Regions from separate parts of the Homo sapiens genome. Here region 1 is linked to region 2. Evidence: chromatin loops called from intact Hi-C (ENCODE). Cell type or tissue: heart left ventricle. All regions are shown on one strand. Each heading gives the region's core, and the rest is flanking DNA. Links, peaks and the distances in the headings are about the cores only. Region 1 overlaps PTPRT (protein tyrosine phosphatase receptor type T). Region 2 overlaps PTPRT (protein tyrosine phosphatase receptor type T).

Region 1 (5,384 bases), core at 311-5,310, 64 kb before region 2:
GGCCAGCCCTTTCTAGATCAGTGCTGGGCTCTGAAACATCAGTGCTGACCAAGAGGCACGTAAGACATGTGCCTTACACATGTGCAGTTTTGGATGGGAAGGCCGGGCAGCCTGTCAAGGAGGCCCCCTTCCGCTGCGTTTTCACATCTTGCCTTTCTCATGGAAACAAGTGTCTTTGTCTAACAATGTAGATGTCAAAAGACACACAAAGAGGAAGAGAGATGGAACAAGACAAAAAAGCAATATTGGCTCATGGTAAATCCAAGGGGCACAGGCCAGTGCGGACCACTACCTACAACAATTTGGAAAGTACACCCATTGGAAGCAGAGTCTTCATTCATGAGAAACTTTCATGGTTTGAATGAAGTCTGACTTAAGTTTGCTTCAGAACCTACTCCCCAAAATCCAGATGCGGGGACTCAAGAGACTTGGCCTCTGTGTCTGGGAGGGAGTATAGGGGGGGTCACTCGTGTTTTTTTCTTCAATGTTCATATTCACCATGCTTTAGTATAAAGAATCAGCCCAATTTGGTTCCAAATTTTGGAACAACTATCAATCAATCAGCGGTGACCAAGTTGCCTAGTGTCCGTTTGTTTGTTAGCTTCAGATTTCTGATGCTTTTAACATACCTCCCTGCAGGGTCCTTGTGAGGACAAAGCTGTGTTTATTTCATTTCAGCATCACATAGTAATTGAACACAGGATATTTGAAAAGACCCCCTAGGATTAAATCCTGGCTCTATTACTTATTAGCTGCATGACCTCGGGCAAATGACTTAACCTCTCTGGGTTTCAATACTCATCTATAAAATGATGTTGATAATAATTAAAATACTCACTCATCTATAAAATGATGTTGATAATAATTAATAGATCCACCTCACAGCATTAATAGCACAATATGTATAAATTGGATGAAATTACAATTAAAATGCATAATGCATACAAATTGCTTTGTGCCTGGATACATAGCCATTTTTTATTGAGAAATTATTACTATTATATTCAACAAATATTTATTGAAAATCTAAGATGCAGTAGATGCTGGTATTAGGAGTGGGAATATGAAAACAAACAAACATTGTTCCTGTCCTGAAGGATTAATAAATAATCTGGGGAGGGGGAGAAAGAAAACATTAAGAGGAGGCAGAGAATAATGATATATTAGAGTGCTTACTATATGTCAGGCATTCTCTCTTAGGCACTTAGCCAACCCATTTGGTAATAATTTTCAGAATGGCCCCAGGAGTGGGTACCACTCTGCTCAGATGCATTAAGATGACCTGCTAAGGAGACACATACCGGCGTAGAGCCATCATGCGCCGAAGTCCTGATGATAAACAAACATTTGCCATTGTCTTTCTTTCTTTCTCCCTAACCCTTGATCTGGGTGCTCTTTGGGATATAGAGATGGGGGGCATTAATGATCCATTGCCCTTTGATTGCTATGAGATATAAAGCAAAGCAGAAAATACATGCAAAACATTTAGAGAGTCCAGGATTACCTCCTCATCCTCACTTGCCTTATCTGTGAAATGGGGTTGTGTAGCTACTATTGCTGGGAAGATAAATAAATGGATGCTGTATGAGGACGGGGCTGGCTCTGAGACATCCACAGCTTATGGAGTCTTCCATGGTCTCTTGACTGACACAAACTGCCAGGGCAGGGATGTGATAACTCAAGCATCCAGGGTCTGAAAAGATGGGCTGCCCCAAGGTCATATTGGAAGAGAGAGGCGTTGGGAAGGAGGGGGATGCCAGCTGGCCAGCCTTCAGGTCAGGAAGGCCATCCTCCTCCAATTCTGGACACCCTTGACAGGATACTTCATCTCCATTTGGGAGGATTCAAAGACATGCCACTCATTCTCAATGTGACTTTCTAGGTCAGAGCTGAAAATATCTCTTCTTCATAATAAGGTAAAACCTGGTGCTGTCCATTTCTCTCTATGAGGGACCCTGCAGGCTGGCAAGTGATCTTGAAAATAATATAGAAATGAAAAGAAGCATGCTTCCACCAAGGCGCCCTGCTGCCATGTCAAGGAGCTGAGGGCAAGTGTCTGGAGAAAAGCAGGTGAAATATCCCCACTCTGTGTTTACCTCCTCAGCACTTGAGTTTTTGTATCTGTAAAATGGGAATGTTAATAATGCCCACCTCTCCAGACTGGACGAGAAGTAAATAATGTGGGTAAAATGCACGTGACAGACCCAGCAGATGCTGCCAGTGTTCAGCCTGCCTCCCTGGTGACTGACTTCTTCACTGTTTTCAGGCAACAACAGTAACAATGGCCACTACTGCTATTCCTTTTGTTAGCTGACCTTGTGACCAAGTATCATCAGAAAGCACTGGGCATGGGGGGGACACAGGAAGAGGAGTCTCTAAGAGTAAAGCCACTAGAAAAGATAACATGTCCCTCCCAAGAAAGCCGAGCTGCAGAGGCACACTAGGGTAGGTGGAGGACTTTTTCTTTTTTTTTTTTTTTGAGACAGAGTCTCGCTCTGTCACCCAGGCTGGAGTGCAGTGGCGCGATCTTGGCTCACTGCAACCTCCCGCTCCTGGGTTCAAGCGATTCCTCTGCCTCAGCCTCCCAGGTAGCTGGGATTACAGATGTATGCCACCATGACCAGCTAAGTTTTTGTATCTTTCTTTAGTAGAGACGAGGTTTCACCACGTTGGCCAGGCTGGTCTCGAACTCCTGACCTCGTGATCTGCCCGCCTCGGCCTCCCAAGGTGAAGGACCTTTGACTTACCTGCAGTGGACCACTATGGGCCCAGCTTCCGGGGGGTTGAGGAACTTGACCTGGCGGACGAAGCCCAGAAGGCCAGTGGCATAGCAGGGAACGCCGTGGTCAGGCCAGCTGGTGAAGTGGAAGAGGCGGAGCTCCCGGATCTCATGGTAGCCTTTCTGAGGAAAGAACGGGCCTCTGTTCTTCCAGCTGCTGCCCTCGCATACCCAGCCCAGCAACACGTGGAGCCATAGCTGCTGCACTGAGGAACCTCCCGCAGGGACAGGGCCCTCACAGTGTTTGTTAATAGGTGTTACTGGATAGAGCGATTCTGTAATCAGTTACATTTGGGAAATATGGGATTGTTAAAACGAAACCGATGGCTTTATTGCAGGATTTCTCAGAGTCTTGAGTGTGCTCATACACACTCTGAATGCCCAAGAGGGCCACAGAGCACCCTAGGAGACCTTCTTTTGTTTGCCTAGGGGATCGTCTTTGACAAATGTTTCATAGGAGGTGTATTGAGTACGGATTTAAAGAAATGTTGGCCTTAAGGACCAAGTCAGTCCAAATTGTTTCCAGTGGAATCTGAGGCGTTCAGTGATTGAGGTCTGATATTCTGTAGTGTTCCAGCCTTGGCTGTGATAGTCTGTGTGGCTTTCAAAGTTTATATAACTTAGTACTGACTTCTTTATTAAGTAGATTCTTACTTAGAATGATTACATAAGATGCGAAACAAACAAAGGCAGAGCTTCTCTGATCTGATGGAGACAGAGTGGGGCCTAGAGCTCTGAGCGGTTCCCCTCCCCTTTCACACCCCTCCACCCCTCACAGAGACACACTCCGGGCCCAGTAGTGGTTTTCTGACCATTCCATGGCCAGGTCACACTTCTAAGCCTTCGCTTAGACAGTTCCTGTTCCCTACTATTTTTCTACTTAGCAATCTCCTGCAGATACCCAGAGAACACTGAATAGGAAGAGTCTGTTTGATTATTCATTCATTCCTTCATTGAAAAATCATTTACCAAGTGTGACCTGTGCCCAGCCTTCCCAGCCTTGTGCTAGGTACTAGGAAGGTGAGAATAAAAGCCACAGCTCCTATCCCTGGAACAGCTCATGGCCTTGTCGGGGAGGCAGATGCCCAAGTGGGTAATTCTATTGAAGTGGATAAAGGAGTGCCTGCTAACCTGATCTGAGGAGAAGAGAAATCCCAGAAGGCTTTCTGGAGGAGGTGATGCTTGACCTCCATCTTGAAACAGACTAATAGTGAAAATAATAACTAACAAACATTAACTAAGCATTTACTGTGTGCCAGTCACTCTTCTGAACACTTCAACATGCTAACTTACTTAATCCTGATATAAATCCCTATATTTTTATCTCCATTTGATGGATCAGGAAACTGAGGCTAAACAAGGTTAAGTGACACACCCAAGGTCACAGTACAACTCACAAGTTGTAAAGGGACCATGTGAACCCTGGCTGTCTGTCTCCACAGTCTGCACTCTTAATCATTCTAATATAGTGATGTGTGAGTATTACCCAGTTGACGGGAGAAGAGGAAGGAATCCAAGGCAGGGGGACAGCATGGGCACAGGCCTGGGGACAGGGCTTAGCATGGTGTGTGCAGAGAATCACTAGCAACCCAGGGCAATGCTAGAGGCAAGTGGAAGTCAGGCCATGGGAGACCACAGGCCTGGGGGTGCAGGAGAATAGATGAGAGCTGGATCCCAGAAGGCCTTGAATCTACATTAAGGCCTTTGGACTTTATCTCAAAGGCACTGGGAAGCTACAGGGAGATTACACAGACGGTTCCACACAAGAGGAAGTGCATCATTAGACTTGCATTTTAGGAGGCTGCATCCTGCTACATGAAGGATGGATTCAGGTGGGTGGATCGGGGGTTGCAGAGAGGGCACTATTGGTGCCCACTCAGATCCCCATCACTGGGCCAGTGGACTCATTGCCACCTGCTCTGAGTCGTGGCTGCACACAGCTCACAGTTACCCTCTTCTGAAGAGAACTGTTCTCAGCTGAACAGGAACCCCCCTCCCCTGGGGTGTGGCTGGGTGGGGCAGCATCCTTCAGTGACTGACTGATAGTAGAGGGAGAGTGACCAACTGGCTTGCCACTTGCTCAGTCTGCCCAGGACTGACGGGTTGCCCGGTACGTGGGACTTTCAGTGCTAAAACCAGTAATGTTCTGGGAAAAACAGAAATTTTTTTTACCCTTATGGGGGGCACCTGAGGCCCCTTTGCCTCAAGGTTGGACCAAGTGTGCAGTACCATTCATGTTCCAGGGCTCCCATGGGGTTAGGTGGAAGCAAGTCTCTGCTGAGGCCACTTCCTCACTCAGCTCCTTTCCCCACCCCATCCTGGCTCTCTCACTGCCTTCCCCCTGCAAACTCTCCCTAAACACATGAGCCAGGGCACCCAAACGACTGCTGCTTCTGGCTCTGCTTCTGGGAAACCCAAACTAACATAGGGGCAGGACTAGAGGCAGACAGTCCTGTTAGGAGGGAGAAATCAGATGCCCAGATGAAGGCAGTGATGAATGAGCTGAAGTGAGAGAGGAGAAAGCTTCAAGAATACTTGGACTTTTTTCACGCCATCCTCCAAATCAATTCAGTCCCAAGAAGCCTTCCTTCGAGCTCTTCCCACC
Region 2 (5,384 bases), core at 53-5,052:
ATATAAGAACAGACATGGAACATAACACAAGTTAAAGATACAGCAGAGGAGCTGAAAAAAAACAGCAAAAGCTGGCTCTTTCCTTTGAAAACACCAACAAATTAGACAAACCTCTGCCAAAAAATGATTAAGGAAAAAAGACACAAATAAGCCACTTCACAGTTGTTAGAGACTGACAGAACATTTTTAGCCCAGGCTTAGACTGGAGAATGATTAATGACCAGAGAAGCCCTGAGACACATCTCAAGACTCTGATGGACGTGGTCAGGGTCAGCTGGTAAACACCAGCCCATCACCTGGGTGCTAGCTTTTTAAAAAAGAAGTCATATTTTGAGATCATTACAGATTCACATGCAATCGTAAGAAATAACATAAACGGGTCTTAAATACCCTTCACCCAGTTTTCCCCAATGTTAACACTTGTGTAACTATAGTACAATATTATAACCAGAAAATTGACATATATGTTACTGATCTTATTCAGATTTCATTAGTTTTACATGCGCTTGTGTGTATGTTTAATTTATGCAATTTTATCCCATGTGTAGACCTGTGTGACCACCATCACAGTCAAGATGCAGAAATGGTTACATCACAAGGACCTCTCATGCAATGGAACACTAGCGCTGAGTTTCTTCTTTCTACACTAAGACCTGGTTACTAGATTCTGGGAGACTGCAGCAATAATGAAAAGAATTGTCTCTCAGTGAAATGCCAAACTCCGCTAGGGATCGACAAACTGGGATCCCATCTTTCCTGATGCTCCTTTAATCCAGGCTTCCACAGGACCACAATATGTGGCTGGTCATACATGCTGTGCACTGTTCAATTTTAGAGGGTGTCATTCCTTTGACGGCCTTGCTCTTGTGATCTACAAGGGCCATCAATCTTGACTTGTTCCAGTGACTAGCGGTTATTATTTTCATTTTGAGTAAATCAAGTGGAAAGTTTCACCCATCTGGTCTAGAGAGGAAGCAATAAGCAAAGCATCAGTCTATGGACTTAGTTCCCTAAGAGCTGAGGCAGAGTTAGGAAAGGAGACCTCTGTTCAGAGATTCTTCTATGTGTCTGGAGTGAACTGGGCCACAATAAAGGGTTTTGTGCATGTCATGTGTGTGGGGAGTGTGTGTATCCTGGCAAGCATGTGAGTTTTCCCTTACCTCTTCTCCAACCAGATATAAATGGCTTTTTATCTGTTTTAGAAAATAAACATCTAGGTATAATTTTGTTCAAAAAAGGGTTTCACTATTTTTTAAAAAACTTTCAAAATAATTTTTTTCTTTTTGTCAAAATTCTATCAAAATCAGTGAGGAAAGAGGCAGCAAAAATGCTGATACCAGTGTTCCACAGCATAGGTTGTATAAACAATACATTTGGAAAAAAAATGAAAGGTCGTTGAGTTTGCCAGAGCAACAGATGTTTAGTAGTGATAGGGATTCTCTGTGGCTGGCCTTAACCACTTAGTGATCAAACTAGGAAGTGAGGGAATAAAGCTGAGGGGCGTGCATGGAATCCTGGAAGTATTTTGTTGCACCACAAAGAAGAAGGGATATAATTATGGACTTTTTAAGTCTTTTAACTCACTGGAAATATAAGCCCTTTTTGGTAACATGTAGGTTGATTATTTAATTCTTGCATATTCACCATCCATTTATACTTTCAGAGACACTTGTTGTTGAAAATAATGGCCTTAAAAAATGCTGAACTTTGACCGGTAGAAGAATAACCCATAAATAGACATTGAAATATACGCCTAAAGAATTTTATAAACTGATGATAAAGTAGAGTACAAATATTGGTTGGCAAAGAATGGATTCCCAGAGAGTGTATTATTTTTCAGAAGAGAATGAAGTATATTAAAGTAGATGAAACTGTAAGGTGGCTTAGTGTTAGAAAGATTAATATTATTGGAAAGTTACTTCATGCTTTCAGTAAGAAGTTCTGCATGTGACTATGGCTTGTTAAGATAAATAGCATATGCAAAAGAACTTAGAAGAACATGTCTTGGTCAGTAAGTTACTCAAAGCATAAATAATAAAGAAAGGTAAATCACACAGTTTTAATATTCTTGCAAGCATGAAGGGAGTGATAAGGGTGTGGCATTTGAGAGGAGTTTATATGGAAGGAAAGACTGGGATTAAATGAGGAAGGATCTGAGTTATAGATAAAGGGATTGATTGAGGCAGCAAGCACAAGAAATGGAAAGCGACTCTGCATGTCAGTTCTGTGTTTCACAGAGCCACTACCAGCATAAATAAAACCCGGTATTGATAGATCCATGTGGACTCACCTGCCCCTATTCTCAAACCATCACTTAAAGGAAAACTTGGGCAGGTGAACTTATCCTCAAAGTGGGGCCCTGTGTTGACAGGGACTGCCAGCAACTCGGACAGTCTTCTGCCTTGAAAATTCTAGAGTGTTTGAAGAATCTGATATATTGAGGAAAACGGCAAGTCCAATAGGAAAGACTGAGAGGCTCACACAATACTCTCTGAAGACAGGGTAGTGGTCTAACACGTACAGACTTTGGACATGAATAGGGCTGAGTGAGAACCCTGACACCATCACCTACTGCCTGTGTGATTTTGGGCAAGTTACTCAATCTCTCTGAACCAGTTTCTGCAAAGCCTTTATGGCTAGTATCTCTGAAAACTGGAGATAGAAAGAGAAAATCAAGCACTGATTTATAATTGTTAGAAGCTCAACACATCAGAGGTTATAATTGTTAGAAGTTCAACACATCAGAGGTTAATACAACAGAAGAAGAGATAGTCATTTCTCTCCATGGCCAGGATCCTCAAATCTGCTGCCCCTCTCTTTCCCTATCCATAGTGGCTGAAACAACATCCTTACAACTCCTTGAATCCCCTCTTCCTTCTCCATGTTCTTTTCTCCAAAATAAGGCATGAGAACTTTTTCAAAGGCCAAAGCTGAGCATGTCACCTCCCTGCTCAAACTTTTTATTGGATGCCCACTGTCCTTTGGCTATGTTCCAGATTTAAGATATTTAATATGGCTTCAAGGCTATGATTGGTCTAGCTCTCACCAATCTCATTTGCCTCATCTTGTGTCTCTCTGTCCTTTCCCCTCTAGGCTGCAGCCACACTGTCTCCTCACTGAATTCTCGCCCACCTGAGAATCTGTACAGGACGTGCTATTCTCCTGGAGTGTTTATAACTTTTCCCCCAAACTTCCAAGGCCACGTGGACTCCTATTCATCCTTCAGCACTCAGCTCAAGTCAATTCCTCCTCTAGAATAAACAAACCCATCTGTGGTATGAATGAATGGTGGTTACCAATTGGGTTGAGTAGGGGCAGGGGATGGCTGGGAATGGGCATGAGGGATCTTCCTGGCAAGTCTGTATATTACTAGGGGGCTGGGTTGCAAAGTGTATGCAATTGTTGAACTCATAAAATGGAAAACCTAAGATTTCTGTGTTTTTTTGCAAGTAAATTTTATCTCAAAGGAAAAAACCAGACTCTTGAGTCGGCATTAATGATGTGTACAGTTAAATATTGGGAGGAAAGGGAAGTGTAGTGATGTCTAAAATTTCCTTTGATATGCATAAAAATTAAGATGGATTGAAGGATGGATAGATGGGAAGATAGGTAATAAAATAAATATAGTAAAATGTTAATAGTAGAATCTAGGGGATGACTGGTCACTAAAAGTATTTTAACTTTTCTGAATGAAGATATCAAGGAAGACATCTCTGTCTGCCTCCATCCCCATCTGAGGGTCCCATGTTATATCCTAACAGTATCATTTTCATGAATTACAATATATGTATATTCCTGAACATACATCGTCTTCATGAATTACTATAGTTATTGAATAATAGTGAGATTAGTATCTTATCCTTCACCGGACTGTAAGCTCCATGAAGACAGGTATCATATCTGTGTTGTTTACTCGTGTATCTCCAGAATCTAGTGCCTACTCTGGAAACACTCATTTGTTAGGTACACCTTGCTCTCTGAAATCCACCCTCCACCTTGTTGATAAATACAATGTTTGTTTATCTTCAAGGTTCATCTGTCATGTCTTCTAATTCTTTTGGTGAGGATATCATGATCTCTATTTCCTGCCTCAGTTCCATTTGCCTTGGTGAGTGTGGGGAGGTTGATAAGCCACATTTACTCAAAATGCATATCTTCTCCTGATGGGCTTCTGGTGATTTTAACTACACTCAGATCCGAAGCTCTTCTCTCAGAGTGAAAATGTTCAGCTTCACTGTGGCTCCAGGGGACTGGACATGATTTGGAGTTTCTCATTGGCTCCAGGGTTGTATGTGCACTGAAAACAACTGGCCCAGAATTTTGTATTATGTATATATCACCAAACTCCATAACCTGCACACTTATGGGAAGATGTGTGATAGAAGGAAAAGACTAAGTAATGCCTCACACTGAAAATACAGACTGCTCCTATTTTCTATCTCTCATTCATAAAAATTATAATAAGACTAAGGAATGCAAAATAGTTGCAGAGTAATACTTAGCTAAACTAGAAAAACTCAATTTTGACAGGTTTTTACAATCTTCAGCCTGACAGGTGACTTTGTCTTTTGTTGATGTGCAAGAAAGAGAAAATGAAATAACTAAACTTGTCTGAAAGATGAAATTTAAATGTGCAACAGATGTTTGAAAGAGTTTGCCATTGTTGTGGGTGGATAAAAGCTTCCTTTCTCCATTTCAAACTATGCCCTGGATATTTAGGCTGAGTTTGTGGATATTATGAACTACAAAGACAACGGGACATTAAGACAATGGAAAGAACACAGTTTGGGAGTTACAAGACCTGAGTTTTCATCCTGGTGTTACCACTAAATTATCTTGCACAATTACCTTCACCTTTGTGGACCTTAATTTTAAAACCAGGCAGCTGAATTAGACCAATGCTTCTCAAGGTGTAATGTACATATCTAGAGATCTTCTATAGGCAGATTCTAATACAGTGGGCTGAAGTGTGGCCTGAGAGCCTGCATTTGTAACAAGCTCTCAGGTGATGCTGATGATGCTGGTCCATGGACCACACCTTGAGTAGTGAGGGATTAGGTGGTCTCTAAGGGAGCTTCCAGTTAAAAGATACAATGTGTTCTTTAAAGGTCCTGGAATTTCTCTTAAAAAAGCAAACATTATTCTTTCTGCTCTTACTGAATGAATGAAGTAGTACAGCTTAGTATTGTTCAAAACCAACCAAAAAATGCAACTAATTAAATCTGATGGCCTTAACCCTGGAAAGAACAGATACCTAACACTCTCATAAGAATGAATAAAGCAGTGTGTCCCCATCAAGGTTCAGCCTGGCTGATCCTCAGGTGCTGAATTATAGAGGCTGATCACTGAAATGCCAAACTACTTTGTTTTATATAGTAGATTCC

What was found. Hi-C counts contacts between places; a loop is a spot of excess contacts. Peaks named below come from ENCODE experiments on the same cell type or tissue, not always from the same donor. Only the 100,000 strongest peaks of a DNase experiment are listed, where the experiment ranks them.
Region 1: a loop joins it to region 2, with 4 times the contacts of the local background. A loop is called at or near these places in 1 of 110 quality-filtered maps.

What each region holds. Positions count from the first base shown.
Region 1 is chr20:42,107,586-42,112,969 of GRCh38, forward strand. It overlaps PTPRT (protein tyrosine phosphatase receptor type T), which reads right to left. Exons shown (of 31, transcript NM_007050.6): 23 at 2,748-2,902. LOC101927182 (a long non-coding RNA gene) reads left to right here. Exons shown (of 6, transcript XR_001754611.2): 6 at 1-919. Among named protein-coding and RNA genes, the nearest start is that of CHD6, 490 kb to the left of the region's middle. In heart left ventricle, for the core only: no CTCF peak of the experiment used is centred there; a DNase peak (open chromatin) is centred at 2,865.
Region 2 is chr20:42,172,217-42,177,600 of GRCh38, forward strand. The region is part of intron 16 of PTPRT (protein tyrosine phosphatase receptor type T); the gene reads right to left. Among named protein-coding and RNA genes, the nearest start is that of CHD6, 560 kb to the left of the region's middle. In heart left ventricle, for the core only: no CTCF peak of the experiment used is centred there; no DNase peak of the experiment used is centred there.